3 separate regions of the Homo sapiens genome follow, and regions 2 and 3 are each linked to region 1. Evidence: chromatin loops called from intact Hi-C (ENCODE). Cell type or tissue: endothelial cell of umbilical vein. All regions are shown on one strand. Each heading gives the region's core, and the rest is flanking DNA. Links, peaks and the distances in the headings are about the cores only. Region 1 has its middle 57 kb from the start of DRD2. Region 2 has its middle 32 kb from the start of LINC02764. Region 3 overlaps BCO2 (beta-carotene oxygenase 2).

Evidence for each region. Peaks named below come from ENCODE experiments on the same cell type or tissue, not always from the same donor. Only the 100,000 strongest peaks of a DNase experiment are listed, where the experiment ranks them.
Region 2: a loop joins it to region 1, with 4 times the contacts of the local background. A loop is called at or near these places in 3 of 110 quality-filtered maps.
Region 3: it touches region 1 in a loop (25-fold over the local background); 11 of 110 quality-filtered maps call a loop at or near these places.

What each region holds. Positions count from the first base shown.
Region 1 is chr11:113,529,494-113,536,086 of GRCh38, reverse strand. No RefSeq gene overlaps it. Among named protein-coding and RNA genes, the nearest start is that of DRD2, 57 kb to the right of the region's middle. RefSeq lists a silencer at 3,066-3,360. In endothelial cell of umbilical vein, for the core only: a CTCF peak has its summit at 3,185 (motif pointing right); a DNase peak (open chromatin) is centred at 3,206.
Region 2 is chr11:112,584,668-112,591,260 of GRCh38, reverse strand. No RefSeq gene overlaps it. Among named protein-coding and RNA genes, the nearest start is that of LINC02764, 32 kb to the right of the region's middle. In endothelial cell of umbilical vein, for the core only: a CTCF peak has its summit at 2,916 (motif pointing left); a DNase peak (open chromatin) is centred at 2,900.
Region 3 is chr11:112,216,021-112,222,613 of GRCh38, reverse strand. BCO2 (beta-carotene oxygenase 2) reads right to left here. Exons shown (of 12, transcript NM_031938.7): 11 at 6,284-6,394; 12 at 3,668-4,853. The coding sequence ends at 4,740. It also overlaps the pseudogene RPS12P21. Among named protein-coding and RNA genes, the nearest start is that of PTS, 7.1 kb to the left of the region's middle. RefSeq lists a silencer at 2,354-2,561. In endothelial cell of umbilical vein, for the core only: a CTCF peak has its summit at 2,699 (motif pointing left); DNase peaks (open chromatin) are centred at 1,003 and 2,663.

The sequences.
Region 1 (6,593 bases), core at 759-5,758:
GTGTCCACGTATTCTCATTATTCAACTCCCACTTATAAGTGAGAACATGCGGTGTTTGGTTTTCTGTTCCTGTGTTAGTTCACTGAGAATGATTGTTTCCAGCTTCATCCATGTCCCTGCAAAGGACATGAACTCATTCTGTTTTATGGCTGCATAGTATTCCATGGTGTATATGTTCTTTATCCAATCTATTATTGATGGGCATTTGGGTTGGTTCCAAGTCTTTGCTATTGTGAATAGTGCTGCAATAAACATACGTGTGCATGTGTCTTTAAAGCAGAATGATTTATAATCCTTTGGGTATACACCCAGTAATGGGATTGCTGGGTCAAATGGTATTTCTGGTTCTAGATCCTTGAGGAATCGCCACACTGTCTTCCATAATGGTTGAACTAATTTACACTCCCACCAATAGTGTAAAAGCGTTCCTATTTCTCCACATCCTCTCCAGCATCTGTTGTTTCCTGACTTTTTAATGATCGTCACTCTAACTGGTGTGAGATGGTGTCTCATTGTGGTTTTGTTTTGCATTTCTCTAATGACCAGTGATGATGACCTTTTTTTCGTATGTTTACAACTTATATTTTTTGAATGTCTTCTTCTGTGCTAGATTTTTGTTTGTTTGTTTTCTTTTGATTTGAGACAGAGTCTCACTCTGTTGCCCAGAGGCTGGAGTGCAATGGCATCATCTTGGCTCACTGCAACCTCCACCTCCCAGGTTCAAGCAATTCTCCTGCCTCAGCCTCCCAAGTAGCTGGGATTACAGGCATGCACCACCACACCTAGCTAATTTTTGTATTTTTAGTAGAGACGGGGTTTCACTATGTTGGCCAGGCTGGTCTCGAACTCCTGATCTCAGGTGATCCACCCTCTTCAGCCTCCCAAAATGCTGGGATTACAGGCATGAGCCACCATGCCCAGCCTGTTGTTTGTTTTTCTAATGCATCATTCCATGTAATCCTCATAAGAAACCTGCAGTGTAATAATTATTATTTCCATTTTATGGACAAGGAAACTGAGTGAGGTTCAGAGAGGTTAAGAAAATCACCCCAGGTCATACAGCTAGTCCTTGGAGAGGTGGATCTAGCCCTTCTTTGTTCTCATTTCTCTTATTCTACCCAAGAAGACCTTTTGTGGTGTTGGCTTCGGCTCATTCTGGGCTTCAGCCTTCCTGACATTATACTTAAAGGTCTGTGTCACTCGTGTGTATTCATCCTGTGCAATCACACTTCTTCTATATCAGAGTCATTTGCAATTGTCTTGTCAGAATTTCTTTCTTGAAAGTCATCCCTTCAGAGCTGTCTGCCATGAGAGTGTCAGGTCATGGGATCAGCCGATCTTTTCTCTGAAGATTTTGCAATCTGACTTGTAAAAACTAAGGTACAAGTAAGACCATGCCCAGCTCTTTTCTTCGTGAATAGCATGAACTTTGAGGTGACCTGGCTACTATTTCTCAGGATTTCTCTCTTTGTTCCTTCTCTAAGCAGTTGCCGCTTGTTAAAGCAGAATTAGATTCCAAATAGATACCTTCTTCTACCCACAACCTCTGCTTTCTGAGAGATTAAATTGCTGAGGCAAACCAAGAATGTATTTCAATACATTAATTGCTTTGCTTTTGTCTAAATGATAGTTTCTAGAATGATAAGTAGTTGTAAGTAAAGTTGATTAGGTAAGTTACACTGGGAGAGGACCCTATTTCTATAGGGTCTTTTTTTAAAAATAGAAATTTTGATTTTATGACAACTTGCAGGGACTTACTGGGATCCCTTCCTGAGCATGCTTATGTCATTATAAATGCAATTAAGTAGAGCTATATTGGAGTGTATGTACAGTTTTATGTAAAACAACATTACATGATTTTGTATGAGGTAGAAGAGATAGAGGAGTGGTTAACAGCGTGGAGTTTTGGAGACAAACAGGTATGGAGTTCAGTGCTTTCTCAATACTTCATTAGCTCTGAGACTCCGGTAAATTCCTAACATCTTTAGGGTTTAGTTTCCTTACCTGTAAAGTGATGGTGATATACACAGTCTCTATACCCATCTCATAAGGCTGCATGAAGACTAAATGGGGTAACATGTGTAAATGCTTATCACAATGCTTGGTGTATAGTAAAATACTCAATTAACAGTAGATATTATGTGGAATGACATTTGTTTGTATAGGAAATTGTTTTGGCTTATAGAAGTGTGTGTAAATCTGAATGTGAAAATCTGAGTACATATTTCCAGAATATTTTAGTCTCATTGCTGCTTTTTAACACAGATGTTCACAGATACATGATGGTGAGTCCTGAGGACAGGGAGACCTTGAGGAGACTGAGGAGCTTTGAGTCCTTTTAAATTAAAAATCCAAAGAGTTGGAGAGCATTTAAGTTGGAGAAGAGAGTTGACTTCAGAGGTACAGGTGGGCGCTACATGAAAGGTTCCTTCTAAGATGTGAAGGGCCACGCAGGTTCCTTTTCTCCAAAGGGCAGAGGGATGGAACTCTGACCCGCCATGCTGGCTGGTGAAGGATCACCTCTCTCAGGAGGCAGAAGGTGCACCTATGGAGGCCAGGCAGCCTCCTCCTCCCTCCTACGATCTCTTTCCCCTGGCAGGAGGCCAAGACAGCCATCTCCAAGGTGTTTTCCAAGCCAATTCCCTGTGCTTCATGGAAAAGAGCAGCAGCCTGCATGTGTGTATTTCCCCAACCTAAGCTCCAACTTTGATCTTCAGGCAGCACAACATTTGTTTTTAGAAAAAAACTCATCCAGCTCAGAGGTGATGAGGGTGACAGGGCTGTAATTATCACCTGTTCCTCAGCACCTAGTGTACCGTGGGAAAGGTGCTGACAGCTCTGAACTCTCTTTGTGTGGGGAGTGAAGCCCCCAACCTCTGCTTAGAACATTTGACACAGACAGACAGCTGTGGGGCCACGTGGGGGTGGGCGTGGGGTGGGGGTGGAGGGGGCCTGTCACCTCCTCCTCCATCACCTCCTCTTCTCCCTAGGCTGTGAGAGTGGGCTGAGAGCCCTTGCACGTGTCTCCATTCTTAGACACATTTTTATAATAATCAGCTATATTTCACTTAAGAGTCTCTTCAGGGTGCCAGACCTTACAAAAAAGAAAAGGAAAGCAATGGGTATTAATTTGTGATTAACTGGACTTCATTGGGAACCAAGGGGCAGGATGGAAGAGTGACCTCCAGAGGGCGCCAGAGTGATTCCATGCTAAGCCGCGGCTAAGGAAGTCCCCAGGAATACAGTGGAAAGAGGTCGGCTGCAGTGTCAGAAAAACCCGGGCTACAAACCTGATTCTGCTTCTTCCTCAACAAGTGGCTTTGGACAGTGCACTTGACCTATTAGAGATTCAGCTTGCTGGTCTGTAAAATGAGGGTAGCAATACCCTACTTTCAAGGGTTGCTGTGAAGGCTCCATGAGATAAAGGATTCAGGATTAAATGAGATAACAAAGACCAAGAAGGGAGGGGAGATACAGAATGATTGCAAAAGATCTGTGTTACCACTGACACCTTAAGTCCGTTACCCGCACACTGAATTAAGGCCGACTGGTCATAGATGGTCAGCAGTTTTCATACGTCCATCAGTGTTCTTAGAATAAAGCTGGAAATCAGTGAACAGCCCCGTTGGCTTTTGTCATGGCATTGTTTTCAATCAACAGACGCTAAGCACTGTGGCTGCTCTTGTGAAGGGATCTGCAGATGGCTTAGACATGAAACAAGAGTCCTCAGAAGCCCCCAGGAACCCCCAGGAAGGTTGGGAACCACAGAGACAATGCAGGTAAAGCGCTTCTCTCCCCACTTTCCTGAGCCCAGAGGAGAAGAGGCCCCTTCTGACCTGGGTGGGCTCTGCTTGTTCTCCTCCAGGGCTGCCAGGAGGTCACAAGGAATGTGCCATGTGCCACCAGCAGGCCCCGACAGGTCTTACTAAGCTCCTTGAAAAGTCTGGCCCTAGTTTCCCCCTTCCTTTCCTGCAGTATCAGCTCCCAGTCAGGGACATTGCCCAGGGAGGCCTTCCTGCTCCTCAGAGTAACACGTGTCATGTGGCCTCCTTTTATGATTAGTGTTCTTCTCAACTGCCCTCTAGTAGGAGGGGTGAGAGGCAGAGGCTCAGAAACTTGCAACTGGGAACATATGTCTTTCTGGCACCAATTCTGAGAGCAACCTCACCAGAAGAAAACTCCCCTGCTTCCTCCTACTTCCACCAACTGGAAAATGAAACGTCTGCTCCAGGCGTTCCCTGGAGTTCAGCTGTGCAGCCTCTAGGCAGGGGCCCTAGAGCTACTAGCATCGGGTTCTACCACCTACTAGCCAGGGGTATTGTCACCCAAACAGCCTGAGCCACAGCCACCACTGCCCATGCCTGATTCCAGTGGCCACCCTATGGCTGCCCCTGCCTCTCTCCTGGCTTGTCTTAAGGCTGGTGTTGTATCCTCTTGCTCCTCAAAGAGTGCTTCCTAGGGCTGCAGGATCCCGTCCTTGGAGTGCTTGCTAGAAATGCAAAATCTCAGCACCCTTCCTTACGCAGACTTCCTGAATTAGAATCTGTATTTTAACATGATCCCCAAGTAATGCTCACGTACAATAAAATCTGAGAAACATGGATCTAGCTCACCTGATGGTTTCCCATCACTGCCTAACTACTTTATGATAAAAATGACTTCTGGCTACACAGCACCAGGGGCTGAGAACACGGTACCAAGAAATGGTCATGGGAATCTTTGCTAGAAGTCAGAGAAAGCCCGCTAGCATTATTGAAGCCAGGCAATTTATAGGCATGGTCAGAGTTCACTCTTACACCCTCTTTCTAAGGCAGGTGTTATCCCCGTGTCTGGAGGAACAAACTGAAGATCAAAGAGGTCTGAAATGAGCTCACCATTCCAGAGCTAGTAAGAGGGCTGTGTGGGGGACAGAGGAGAGAAAGGGATGTTGGGCAAAGGAACAGCACATGTAAAGGCACAGAGGTGTGAGACAGCATCATCAGCATCATCAACAAGAAATCCTGCATGCAGGACACTGGGCTTCACATTCATTCATTTCATTTATTCATTCCGCAGCTACTTGCCGAGTACTCAGTATGTGCCATGCTCTGTGCTGGGCAACACAGTTGCAATGTAGAATCAGGTAGGCATAGTCTCTGCTCTCAAGGAGCTGCCTTTCTGCTGGAAAAGAAGGATTTTATATTCACAAAAGTGATTTAATTGTAATTGAAGCAAGAGCCACAAAGTATAAAAAAAAAAAAAAAGAAACCTAGCTTAGTCTTGAAGAAAAGGATACTGTGTATAAATAAACAGAAAGACATCCTTGTTTTAGGGCTCCTCAACTTTCAAGATTCCCCTTGGTGGCTCCCAGGAGTGCTGTCTACTCTCCTGGTTGGTGGTTCTTCTCCTGCTGCTCCTAAGCAGCAATCATGGGTCTGTGCACAATGCCAGGCACATAGGGATGCTGGACAAAGGGAAAAAAGTGTGGATTCTACCCTGCAGCAGAAGGGGGCCAGAGCACAGGATTCCCCTTGGGTCTAACACCACCTGAATTTCTGCATGGGGCTGGGTAGGAGTTGGTGTGGAATGTTATTTTGTTTTGTTCCAAGATCAAAAGCCCCAAGAGGCTGGAGCTTCGTGCAGTTTTGCTGCCAGGTGTGCTTGTAAGGAGGTCCAGAGGAAGGCAACATCAGAGCCCAGCCTGGCCTTCCTTTCTTCTCCCTGACAAAGGCCACTCACATTTGTATACAGCTGTGGCTTTTCTTGGGTGTTTCCATTTTATGGTTGTGCATTTATTTGGGGGCTTAATTTTCTAACTTGGGTCTGGCTTTTGCTGGCAGCCCTGGTCCCAGCAAATGGCCTTGGTACACTGGGCAGCTGCAGGGACCAGCTAGGCTTGCCAGGGAAGCTGTATTCCTGTGCCAGGAATCAGGCACATGGGAGTTTCCATATTGGCCTGTTTCTGTTGTCTATTGCGGCATAACAAATCATCCTCAAAATGATCATAACAAATAGTGCCTAAATTGAACAATGGCAATTCAGTGGGTTGGTTGGGCTCAGCTAGGTGGTTTTTCTGCATTCTACAAGATACAGGTGAGGTCAATCATGAGAATGCATTCACCTGGGAGGTCTATAGAGGCTGGAATGTCCAGGATGATCTCTCTTCCTTCAGGCTTCTCTCCATGTGGCCTCTCACAGAGTGCTAGTTTCCCCAAGGCTTCTTTACACCTTGACAGCTGGCTTCCAGGAGGGAGAGTTTCAAGAGGATAAGCCCCAGTGTTCAAGCACTTACCCACCCAGCCTTTGTTTGTGGCATGCTTGCCAGTGTCTCACTGGCCAGAGAAAGTCATGTGGCTGAGCTCAGAGTCACTGTGGGAGGGGACTACTCAGGGTATAATTACCAGTAAATGTGCACACTGGGCACCACCAATGTAGCAGTGTTCCATGTGGCCCTTGGAAGTGAAGCTGCCGTTAGCTGCTTAGGAAAGTAGTACAGGGCTTGATGGAGCAGGTCTGGAAGGTGAAAGAGCAGTACTGGGAGGGGCACATGTCTTTAACATATTTTATTCAATCAGTTGTTCAACAAGTACTAAGTAGTTCAAACTAGTAGTAGG
Region 2 (6,593 bases), core at 769-5,768, 940 kb after region 1:
ATATAATTTCAAAATTGTGGAAATCCCTCCATCCCCATCCCCAAGTCAGGTCACAACCCTCATCTACTCCCCTGCCTCCCATTCCTTTGAAGGGTTAGGGCTTTTGTTCCTTAATGGAGAATTACAACTCATCCTGGAGGAAGAAACCAAATGACTTAAATTCACCCTAAGACACAAATGACTAACAATAGATCCTTGCTCAGAGGGAAAGACTTTATTGGGAAAGGGAGGAGGGAGTAAGAAGACAGGGTTCAGAGGAAGGGCAGTCAGAAGTGAGAGTAGAGAAAGGCCTTCAAAAGGGAGGCCTGGATACAAAGTCATAACAAAGACACGCTTAGCCCTGTGGGTCTGACAGGACAGGACAGGCCAAGAGAGCCCCTCCTTCAGAGAGTCCTTCTCAAAGACAGCCTCCCTCAGCGAGAACATCCTTCAGAGAGCTGCTCCCAAGGACAGCTCCTCACTTAGAGAGCCCCCCTCAGGGAGCACCTCCCTCAGACAGCCCCTCCCTCAGACAGTCCTCCTCAAAGAGAGGCCCCCTCAGACAGCCCTTTCCTCAGACAGCCCCTCCCAAAGACAGCCTCCCTCAGGGAGAACCTCCTTCAGAGAGCCACTCCCAAAGACAGCCCCTCTCTTAGAGAGCCCCTCTCAGGGAGCACCTCCCTCAGAAAGCCCCTTCCTCAGACAGTCCCTCCGAAAAAAGCCCCTCCTCGGAGAGTCCCTTCATCCAAGAGCTCCTCTCAAACAGAGTCACTTCCTCAGACAGCCTCTCCTGAGAGCCCCTCTCACAGAGCCTATCCCTCAGAAAGCCAGTCCCTTGCAGAAGATGTGAAGCCCTTTTCAGGTGCAGGAGTCAACAACCAAGAATGGAGCGAGCATTCGAAGGAAAGGAGTTGCGACAGCAGGAACGGTTCATCTCCCCCAGAAAGGACCACCGCTCTCCTGTCCTTAGGGCTTCTCCTTGGCCTCAGGATAAGGAAGAGGATTGTAGGATTTGCCACTCAGACCAAAACTGGCCCTCCAGAGTGGATTTCAGGCTAGACCAACAGAGTCCCAGAGCACTGTGGCAGCATAGAGGGAGACTGCAGCCTGCCGTGGGAAGCACATTAGGGTTTAGAGGCAGAAGTTCTGATTTCAAATTTCAGCTTCACACCTTATCAGGGCTGTGTCCTGCACAAGTCTATAATGTGTCAGTCAGCATCACCAGAGCAAAATGGCGGTCATCACACTACTTGCAGAGCAGATTTGCCTGGCAAAGCTTAAGCCTCCCACCCCCTTCACCTCATGGTCCTGGGATCGTGGGGAGTTTCTGTGTGGAAGTGTTCTGGGGGAAGGGGAAGTCTGGCTGACAGGGATGGAGGGTGTGTTTGTGTGTGTGTGTGTGCATGTGTGGAAGTGTTTCTATATAAGCATTTCTGATAAACTGCTTGAAGAGATCTCAAAAGAGACCTGACTTTCTAGGGCTCTAGTGATTTTGTGTGTGTGAGATTCATTTTGTGTCATTCTGAATCAAGATTCACTTTTGTGTTTGTAATTTTATTCTCTTTTTCTTAAAGCCACCTCCCTCTAATTGTACAAGCTTCAAACCCCACAAAGCCTGGATCCACCTAAAGTCCTCAGAGGGCTGTCACATGGATAAAATGAAGTGCCCCCTCAAAAAGTGATCAACTCACCTAGAAGTAGAAATTGATGCTTACTAAATCTGATTCGGTGGTCCCCTTTCCATCTGCCCACCCAGGTGAGGTGCGGTAAGAAGAGACAGGCAGCCCAAGAGGCCTCCCGCAAGTTCAGAAACAGATTACAGAGTTGGCAGGGAGTCTGCTGCTCTCCCACCAGGGCCCCTCTGCTCAGACAGGGCCAGATGATGTAGTGACTTTATTCAGTGGATAAACATCCAATTCAGCTTGCTGGAGGCCCCCCAGCCTCACATTACTGTTGACACAAAGCAGATTCCCTTTCTCTAAACCACTGTTTATATTTTAGCCAAGTGTCCTACATAAATCTCAGATCCAACCATCAGACTCTCTGGCTGCTACAGAAATGATCAAGACCAACGAGAGAAAACAGCCTAATAAGGAGCTTACAGAAGGAGCTGGGGGTATCTCTAAACGAAAGGCTGCCTTGGGGGTACATACCAGGCAACCCAGTTCTGAGACTCTCCAAAACTGGGGGCCAGCACAGACTTGGAAGCACCTGCAGCTAAAATAAAGGGTCTTTTAAAGAACTGGGTCTCAACCAGGGCACCAGGCCTATGAAATATACATTCAGTTCAACTCAGGTTCACAGAACATTCTCAAGTCCCAATTCAGTCGTTCTAGGAAATATGTAGGCTGGGTTCCAGTTCAGACATATTTTTCAATAGGTGTTTTTTTTTTTTTATTTTCAGAAAAAAAATAAATAGAATACAAACTTTGTAATAATAGCTTTGTGGTTCCATAAATTAATATTAGTGCTTGGTTAGAGCTCAGCACAGTTGTGTGGTAAATTGTGGTTTGGGGCTCAGGGTCTGGCTGAGGTCCCTGATTTGAAGGCCTCAAAGCCTGGAGAGCTGTGGCTTAAAAGGACAATGGAGAAATCTTTTCCTAGCAGTAGGAGCTAGCAGCTGAATGCACTTCATCTTGACTCAGCAAGGGACAGTTCAAACACCACTCCCCCAGCTGTAGCTTTTGGGTGAGGTCTCTATGTCTTTTCTGCCGTAGTCATGTGTGGATCATAAATGGCCTAGCCCAAAGCAGCTGTTATTTTAAAGAATAATTAAAAGAGCAAGAGTAATCCCTGGGGCATGGAGGAGGGGAGAGGGTATCTTTATATTCAGACGTTCTGGACTTGATTATAAATCCTAGAGCTTGGCTGCTCCACGGGGACCACGCTTCTCTAGGCTACCCGTCTACATGATTAACTGACTACTGCCATCTAGTGGATATGGAGGCCTTTGAAGTTCTAATGACTAATGTGCAGGATGTTGGGCATTGATCTTAAGAGAAGCTATGCTTAATTAGGGCAGCAGATCTCAGGGCGGCCTGTAGGTAGGATTACAGATCAATCACCCTGGAATATCCCCATACGCAATTTCTCTTTTCTGACAGAGATTAAAAGAGAAAAAAGAAAAAACTCAGTGCCTGTGGGTCATCAATGTTCTGAAGTTTATTTGGCAATTGAATCAAAACTGACATTCTGAGACATACAAAGGCTCGATGTGAAGACTACGGATAACAGCCTCACTGCTGTATTCTGAGAGGTCCATGCCGGCTGCTGCAGTAGCCAGACTGGTCCTTGGGCATGGCTGAGGTGGAGGGAAGAAGCCCTCAGCTAGCAAACAGAAATCTCAGCCTCTACAGCCATTCTCATGTAGGGCTGTGCCACCCTGTCCAGGCAGCCCCCAGGGCTTGGCCCCTGGGCAATGGGTATGAAATGCCCTTTTCTGGGTAGGGAAGAAAAAAGGGGCTAGGCCCAGACCCCGGAACTTCACCTCTGTCAGAGCTTCTGTTTACCTGCAATGGCTGTTCCCCCGACAGACACATATCTATAGATGTTCACTTTCAGACGCTAATCTGGAATTTTCAGAGAGTTTAAAAGATGAAAGATTAGCTACTTAAAGAATCAGCAAATATGTATAAATTCATCTTTAAGATAAATGGGAAATTTGGCAGGACTCAAAATATTTGAATCAACAACCACATATGGACACAGACCAAATCTACACAAAGCATTTGGGTAAAGCCTGCAAATATTTCTTTTTCAGTTATTGCAGCTTCAATTTCTCTTAGATTACAACCCAATCCCATCCCCTTTGCCCAGTGAGGCTATGAGGTTTCTGTCCAAAGCTGGAAATGGACCCCAGTCACTCCTTACTTCCCCTACCACTCCAGGCTTCAGTTTCCTCATCTGGAAAATGAACCAGTGGATCTGATTACCCCTGAGATCTCTTCCAGGTGAATTTGAATGCTTCAAGTCTAAATTTTCCTTTGCAAGATTTCCTCAAGTTTTGGCAGACGTGTGTTAAAGGCCTGGGGTGGACTGAACTCAGGATCTTTTACCATCATCTGGAGTGCTTCCCAAGGAGCATTTCATCCAGAAAAGGAGATTGTTTCAGGTTGAATATGACTTGAGCGCCCATCAGGTAAGATGTGTTAAAACAATTTTTGTACAGCAGGCCTAATGATAAGACAGCCTACCTGGGCTCCAGCCTGCCTGTAACTGTGTGAACTTAGCAAGTCCTTCACTCAGTCAGACTTTGCTTTCTACATCTGAAAAAGTCAAAAGAAAGAAAATAAAAACCTCAGCCTACCTCCCTCTCAGGGTTGTTACAAGGGAGAAAAGAGCATAAACAGATGCAAGAAGTGCTTCCTTAAAGAGTTCAATATGAATTGTTTTTCTGTTTAGGTTATGTTAAATCTATTTCATATTATTAATCCCTTCCAGATGACACCCATCAAACAAACACCCAAATGGTCCATGTCTGAAAGACCACAGACTTTTCTTTTGGGAAAAAAAAAAAAAAAAGCTAGGCCAAGCCTGAGATACATCGGGCTTTCTAACAACAGGGAAATTTGGCTCTTCTTTGGGCCTGTTCCTTTTTGTCCTGGAGGCTTGTTAATCAGCTGCAGGCTGCATTTTCCTTAAGAATTCAGGCTAGTAGTCAGTTAGTCATGTAGACAGGGGTAGCCTAGAGAAGCATGATGTCCATGGAGCAGCCAATGGAACTGGAGGCAGTAAAGGGAGGCAGAAGATGGCTTGGAAGCCACTGGCATGTTGCTTTAGTGGATAGTAATGAGGAGAGCCAGACCTCACGTTTTTCACCTGGAAGATCTGATACTGCTTCCCCTCCTCCACTGTAAACCCCTCCATGAAAGAGCAGAGGACCCGAAAACTGCAAGATGTGATTCATAATTGTCAATAACATTTGTGTCATTTTGATGCTCTAACTCTATTACGTTAATTGCTCTCCTCTCTACACTTTATTTTAAGGTGAACATTAATTGATTCCCAACTGTAATCACAATTATGGTGAGTTATCCTGATTAATGGAAGATGTGATTAATAGGTAGGAAGGTACAACTGCTTCTCCTTCCCAGGGAAGAGATGATATATGTTATTATAGCTCTGCTGTAGGCTTCATTTTCCTTAAGAATTCAGAGCCAATGCAAGCTATCAATCACCATATTCCATTGTTCTTCCCAGTTGACTGGACACAACTCCCATTCGGCCCAGCCTGTTTCTCTTCACTCACTGACTGTCCCTGCTTCCTTAGGGAACACTCCTACTCCAGACCCCCTGTGTTCCAGAGAGAAAAGAGAGATGCTAGCATGTCAGTTCTGAATTCTGAAAACGGAATCGTGAATTCTGGTACAGTCAAGATAGGCAAAGTGGTGAGTATGTATCATGGCCAGACCTAGAAAATAAACTGAAGTAGATAGAGGAGAAAAAGAAGTATTCATTTGTATACTCCAAGGCCTAGCATCATACCTGGCACATGGTAGCTGTTTACCACATAGTATTTGAAAATGAGAATAGGTGAATGAAGTTTATCATCCCTCCCTATGCCCTGACTACTAGTTGCCCATTGTGTTTCTGGACTCCTCTCTGCCACCCCACCCAGCCTTGTCCTCCTAAAGAGGATTCCCCTCTCCAAGCCTTACATCCTAGCTCACCTGTCCTGTGTCCTGCTCTGTGAGTGCCTTGCTAGGAGACAGGGTAGCTCAACAGATGTACCAACTGGTGTGAGAGCTAATGATAACTAACTGTCCCCAGTAACCTTGTAATAGAAACCTTACCTGCACCCCTTTACAACTCCTTTACATTTTGCTCAAACTTCCTTCCCACCCTCATCTCCAGGAATCCTCTCCTCCTGCCTACCCATCTCACACACCAGTTATGGATGATCAGTGAGTCCACTGGCATCTTCTGTGCAGGAGAAGTTAAGACCAATAGCTTAACTAGAAGGAGAAGTAGAAGACTTGCTTTGAAGCTGCAATGCGTGACAAGCATGGAGGTCTTCCTTTCTTATGGAGAATTTTTGTAGAGAGCTAATGTTTGCAGTTCATGATGCTATCAGCCACCTAGAGTGTTCTAAATTCATACTTATGTTTGCTTTCCAGGGGCAGAAAGGGCCTTGTCTCTGTCATCTCTCTGATGAGATTCTACTCTTTCCCCAGGCTTCGGCTTAAACAGAAGATCTTTTCAACCTGAGAGCCCTCCTGGCCAGGCAGAACGCATTTCCCTCTCCTAGGCCTGGAGGCCACCTGGCCACACCTCTACACAACTCCACACCTCTACACAACTCCACACCTCTCAGCATCATCACAACCTTGTAACCCAGATGTCTGCTGTCCTTCTGTGTCAGACAAATGTCTGGTCCCCTGAAGATCATACTGCAGTTTATACCTGTCCAAAGACAGCCAGCAGAGGGGGTGAGGGGCCAGAAGTTGAGCCCTCCCACTGCTTGCCACGCTGTGCTCCCTGCCCTGGGGCTAAACTCACCTGCAAGAAAGAAGCCTTTTTCTCCCCATAAAGGTTCTGCCCTTAACTGACCACACCCTGTGCTGGCTGAATCAGGTCAGGGGTGCATCGTTTCCTACGGAGCCCAAAGATACCCA
Region 3 (6,593 bases), core at 491-5,490, 1.3 Mb after region 1:
TACAGAAGCAAGGCCTGGAGTGGCCTGCACCAAGAAGCAGGGTCAGGGTTCGTGTGCTCCTCCTCCTGCCACAGGGGCCGCACATCCCATTGCCCCACTTCTGCTTTCTGTCTCCCTCTGTCTAGCTTCTAGGGCAGGAGCAGGCCCCACCTAGGGCTGCAGGCAGTTTGGCCTGTGCCAGCACGGGCTCCTGTGCCCACCAGCCTCACAGGTGCTGTGCTTTGTGCTCTTGGCTGCTGTGCTGGGACAGAATGGGATGCCAGGAAGAGAAGAAGAAGAAAGGGGGTGCAGTCTGAGGCCACCACCCTCCTTCCTATCTAAGGGAGGGCTGAAGACAAGGGGCTGGCATTCAGTGGGTAACAGAAAGGAGAGGCCCCTTGAAGCTGCTCAGTCAAAGGGCCCCTGTCCCTCCTTTTGCTCTCCCCAGGACTAAAGACCTGAAGGGGCTGGGTGTGGGGCTGGCTTTTGGAGTGTCAAGGTGAATATGTGGGAGCAGAGATCATGAATAACTCAGGGCAGTGAATGGCGCACCAAGGGCAGGGCTGTGTGTGGGAGGCTGCGGCCAAAATTGCCTCAGCTCCTCCCCCTCAGGCTGGGAGGCTGGGGGCTGGGGGTGGGGGTGGAGGGTCTCAGCTCTGCTGCCCCCACCCCAGTACTAGCCTAGCTTCCCAAGCTGGGGCTTAGAGGATAGTTGGCTTCCTGCCTCTCTCCACTAAAACAGCAAGTCTGGGAAATCCTGGGGCGAGTGGAGTCAACCCACACCCCAGTTGCTGGCAGAGACTGAGACTAAAGCATCACTTAATAAATACCCCCAAGCCCCCCCACCAAAAAAAAGATCCCATAAGGTACTCCAATGGACATATATTGGCAAGGTAGGCCCCATATCTATCACCTTCTGGTCCTCATTCACTTATTAAGTTAAAAAAAAAGTGTTTATTTAACATCTAATGAATGCCAAGTGCACTGCTAAGTGCCAGGGGCGCAGTATGAATAATAAACACGTTTCCTGTCCTCATACAGTTCAAGCTAGTGAGGGAGCTAAACACAGAAATAAATCATGACAAACTAAAAAAGAAAAAAAACACTAATTCTCCCTCAGGAAGTAAAAGAAGGCTTCAAAGAAGAGATGACTTTTGAGCTGGATTTTAAGATTCACCAGGTAGATAAGGGAATTCCAGGAAGAGAATGTAAGCAAAGGAAATGTGGAAAAGTACAGCTTGTTTACTGCATATTGAAGAGTTCTTGGCTACAATGGGGAGATAGGTGAGAGGTAAGACTGGAAACATTGATTGGGGACCAAATTATTGAAAGGCCTTGAATGTCATTTAAGTATAAACGAAAGGAGGTTTCACCCCCTTATCTCCCTTGTAGCTCCCCACAAAAAGGGAATTTTCATCTGCTTAAATCACATTTCCAGGCACTGGTTGGGCCTTGTTGACTCACAGGCAGGCCTACAATGTGTTAGAAGTACCACACATGGTGTTGCTTACTCTCCAGAGCTATGCTCAGAGGAAAAAAAAAAAAATCAAGCCAAAGCTCTCCCCTACTCCCACCCTGCCCCAAGGAGGCCTAGCTGGCTGGTTCATACGTTTTCCTACTGCTTGCCTCCTGTGGAGGACCCAACCTGCCCATTTGCCTCTTCCTTTTCCCCTCAATTGTGCACCACTTACTCCCTTTCCTTGAATCCTCAGACACTGGCTAGTGGTAAGAGTTGGGCTTAGGCAGAGGAAGAGGCCCAGCCTATGCTTTGGGCCTTGGTCATATGCTCACTCAATTTTACCAGAACTTTCTCCCTTGGATTACCAGGCATATATGCCTAGATTATAACATGCCACTGATCCTTTTTTGTGTTCTCCTTCAAGAAACAGAGAGCAGAGCAGAGCCAAGGCAGAATTCAGGTATCCTTAGGTCAAAATCTTATGATTATACTGCTATCCTTCATATGTCTGAACTTCATTCCCTGTGTATTAAGATAGAGATTTATAAACAGAGGAAAGATGTGACAGATCTATGGACTTGCCAGAGGTCATCCAGAGTCTCCTTCACCCTTCAGATCTAGGAAGATCAATCAAATCTCCATGTTTTGTCTGAGGAAGTACAATGAATGCCTTTTCAGGGACTTCTGTGAAAGGAAACACTGGGGGACTTACACTCTCATGGTTACCTGAGGCTCTTTGCTCCTGCATCTGCTGCATTAGTTCTGTTTAGGCATCTTCTTGCCATTCTAAACCTGCTGCTGTGTTCTGCATCTCACAAACCCAGACATGGAACTCAGCCCTTTTACTTTATTGCCACAGTGCAAAGCTCCACGCATGGCATTTGCATGTATGGAACACATCACTAAAGAAGATGGGGTCTGTGAAGTTTGAAGTGACTCTTAAGGAAAATTAGACAGGAAACTATGTTAGTCCAGGACGGTGCAGAGAGCCTAACCATGAGTTCACAGGTGCCACATATTGTATGTCTGGGGGTCTTCTCCAGAGCATTCACCATGTGGAAGGAGCATAAACAGTTTAACTGGTCCTGGAATGGTGTTCAGCAGAGGGAAGGGAGTGTAACTGAAGGAAAAGGGAACAAGGGATTTTGGGGGTGTTGGCAAGAGTGTCGTTTAAGTGACAGACCTTGCCTGCCTACGGCTGTTGGTAAGATCAGGCAGGGTTTAGAAATGTGAAGATTATATGGTCTCTAGTGCCACCTGCTGTCCAATTAAATGAAGCACTACTGGCTTGTCATCCATCCCTGAGAACTATACACGTAGAGATTAGAATAAATGCCTGATTTTAGTGATGTTCCTCAAAATAAGCTCCCAAAGCCGAGCTGAGGGTGGGGTGGGGGTAGTGGGTGGTCCATAGGAGGGTTGTGCAATTGCAGTAGCATCTGCTGTGGACAGCAGAGAAAAAAACAGTTTAGAAGAAGCCTCCATGCAGGATATAGCCAGCTTCCTGTCTTCTGAGTACCTTAGGACCAATGGTAACAGGCAGACTGTGATGGAAAGAACAAGGTGCTTTTCAGATTTGTATTCAAAGTCTACTATCTATGATCATTTGTATTTCTTCTCCTAGGACCTCTGTCATCCACCTATCCGATGATGGTAATTGACAGAGCAGGAGCATCTTTATTTTGGACAAACCGCCACTTTAAGTTCCAGCTCCCTTTCTAGCCTCATGCATTTCAAGGAAATCACTTCTCTTCTAACTACAAGCAAACAGAAAAAGCAGACAGTAAAACACAAATAAAACAGCACGGGCACAGAGGGAAGTAGGGGGAAAGTCTCTTGGGTAACTGCCAAATTTCACCCTCATATAATGGGCCCCAGTGAAACAGTGGGCCTTAATAAGGACATTCCTCTCCCTTCAGGTGCACTAAGATAGGGAAGCTAAAAGCAGACTTTGGGGGGTATGCCTGCAGCTGCAAAAAAATATGTATGGGAACAAACACACAACTCTCCCTCCCAAATAAACACAACAAAGAAACACAGAAGCAGTCCAAGCCTCTAATAAACTCTCCCACCCTGAATCCTTAAAAACTCTTAGTCTGTAAAAAAGTGTGCCTCTAATCTAACTCAGCCAAAAGGCTCCTCTCGGGTTTGTTTTTTCTAAAATAAACCTGTCTTAACTGGCAAGCCACCTTTCATGTTTCTTTCCTCTTTCTTTAATTCTTGCAGTAATGACCAAAATACATGAATTTTTATTTCGTGTATTCTTATTATTACCTAGAGGAAGATATATCCAATAAATGAAATTTAAAACCCTCTTCAAAAGGTTGTATCAATACTTTCTTAATTATTTCAAGTAAGAGCCCTAAAAAATAAATATCTATAACCATAGTTATATTATGAATTCTGCTTTGTGGTGTTTTTTCTTAAGAAACATGAGTGCCAAAGTTTTATTTGTTCATTTCTTACATTTGAAATACTCTTCGATGACATCCTTGACTTAAGATTCTTTGACCTAGTCCTTAACTACTGCACAACTGCAGCCAACCACTTTTCGGGGGTTTCCCTCTCAGTTTTACAGAGGCCTACCCATTCCTCTGGTTTCTTGTTGTCATCAACCTTAATTAGGGTGAGTTGGTGTTCAGCACCATGGGACTCCACCAACTTGACATACATAGGCTCATTGCAGTTGGGTGCAGGCAGACAAAAGTGGGCTTGGTGCTTGTCTAACGCTTTGGCAGCTTCACAAATTGCACATGCTAGGCCATGATGAGTGAGGGCAGTCTTCCGCACCTCTTATAAAGTAGTGTTAATGGCCATGACACCTCCAGCAGCAATGCCTCCATTGGTCATGATGGTGTATTAAGGGTAAAACCGAAGCTTGTATGCACTCGAGCCTCTGCCATGGCGTGACTTGGCAGTGGCAAGGAAATAGTGAATTCTGTTTTTAACAGAAATTTTTAAACTAAATGTCTATTTGGGACATTGGTTTGGGAGGTACGGTGCCCTTTATGCTCTGTCTTTTGTATAGAGTACATTCTTTGTTTTTCTTTTTATTTTTATTTTAGATTCTGGGGTACATGTGCAGGCTTGTTACATGAGTATATTGTGTGCTGCTGAGGTTTGGACTTCTAACGAACCCATCACCCAAATAGGGAACATAGTATTCAATAGGTAGCTTTTTAACCCCTGCCCCTCTTCCTCCTTGCCCCCCTTTTGGAGTCCTCAGTGTTTATTTCTCCAGTCTTTATGTCCAAGTGCACACTTATTTTAAACCTAGTTTCCAGACCTTGTGGTTGTCCCATCAGATGGGTATGAAGGTACCATGGAACCCATAAGGCATCTGCACAGGTACCTCTGCTCGGCCCAGCTCTTCAAAGTTCTTGGCATCCAAAACTAGGATAAAATTGCTTTCATTCTAGAAAAGAAAAGACAATATTGAAAATTATCTTTTTTTCATCAAAAATTTGCCTGTCTCCTCCACTAAGCTGTAAAATTCCTAATGGAGAGACCATGTTGGTCAGGCACAGTGGCTCACACCTGTAATCCTAGCACTTTGGGAGGCCGAGGTGGGTGGATTGCTTGAGATCATGGTTGAAGACCAGCCTCGGCAACATGGCAAAACCCCATCTCTATAAAAAATACAAAAATTAACCAGGCGTGGTGGTGCACACCTGTAGTACCAGCTACTCAGAGGCTGAGGCAGGAGGATCGCTTGAGCCTGGGAGGCAGAGGTTGCAGTGGGCTGAGACTGTGCCACTGCACTCCAACCTGGGTGACAGAGCGAGACCCTGTCTTTAAAAAGAAAAGAAAAGAGAGAGAGAGAAAGAAAGAGCAAGACCATGTCTTACACATCTTCATACCTCTCCCCAGAACCTAGCACAGTGCCTCACCTATACACTCACAAATTGTTTCCTCAGTTGCTGAACTGGACTGGAAAGGATATCATGGCTAAAGAAGTTCATACCTACAGCAAAGAAATTAAGTTGTTTCTATCAATCACCTTCACAGAATTTCTTTGAGTTTAATATTTTTGCTTGTGCCTTTCCAATCTTCTAAAAGACAGAAACTCTTTCTTCCAAGTTAGAAATGCCTCCATTTTGTGTTACTTTGGAGCTGTTTAAAGGCCAGCATTGCAAGGCAGATTGAGATCTGCCAAATCTAATTCCAGGAATGGCAAGTGCATGGCATGAGGACAAAGTCCTCCTAAAGCCCATGGCAGATATCGCTAATTGATCACAGCCTTTCTTACTGAACCCTTAAAAGGCCTCAGAGCCCTGCACCCCAGGCAGCCACTAATAATTAATCAAAGTTGATACTCAAAGTGAACCTATTTGCCATAAGATTGCCCTAGACAAGAAGTCAGATAGTGCATAGTGTTATTGGGACACTGGACCAGGACTGATGACATTGGACTTGGAGGTCAGTTCATTGAAATTGGCAGCACACATGATGATATAAACATTAGACTGGAAGTCAAAAGACTTGGATTTAAATACTGGCTTTACCACCAGGAGATCTGATGCAAGTCTACTTCAACTTGTTTACTTTACAAATTCCACATGTATAAAATGGTATCCCACAAAGTTGTTTTGATAACTAAATATGTGTAAGTAGTTCGTAAATAACAAATTCCTTTGCAAATACAAATTGTTATTATGGCCTTCCAAACAGAACTTTAAAACAATAAAATATGGATTGAGATAAAAGGGTATGTAAATAGTAAGGAGGGGAAGAGAAGGGAAAAGGAATCAAAGTAAACTATCGACAGATGAGTGTGCATCCTTGATTTATCAGATGACTCAGTGCTACTTTTCTTTCTGACTGGTGATAGGGAAATATATTTACCTGGTTGGGAGTGATCACCACAGAAAGAATAACCCCACCATCTTCTTCATTGGTTCCTGGTGCTGGAACAAAAACAGGTTCTGAGGGATAAAAGCCATCTTCTCTCCAAACCTGCAAGTCCCAAAAAAAGCATTTGATAAAAGGCAAGTAGTAAGTAGGGAGCTTTCTATGGCTTTTGTCACTCCAAGCATGAATTTGGCTGTGATGTAGTTTGGATGTGTGTCCCCTCCAAAGCTCATGCTGGAGTGCTGAGCCCAGTGCTGAAGGTGGGGCCTAGTGGGAAGTGCTGGGTGATGGGGGCCAGTCCCTC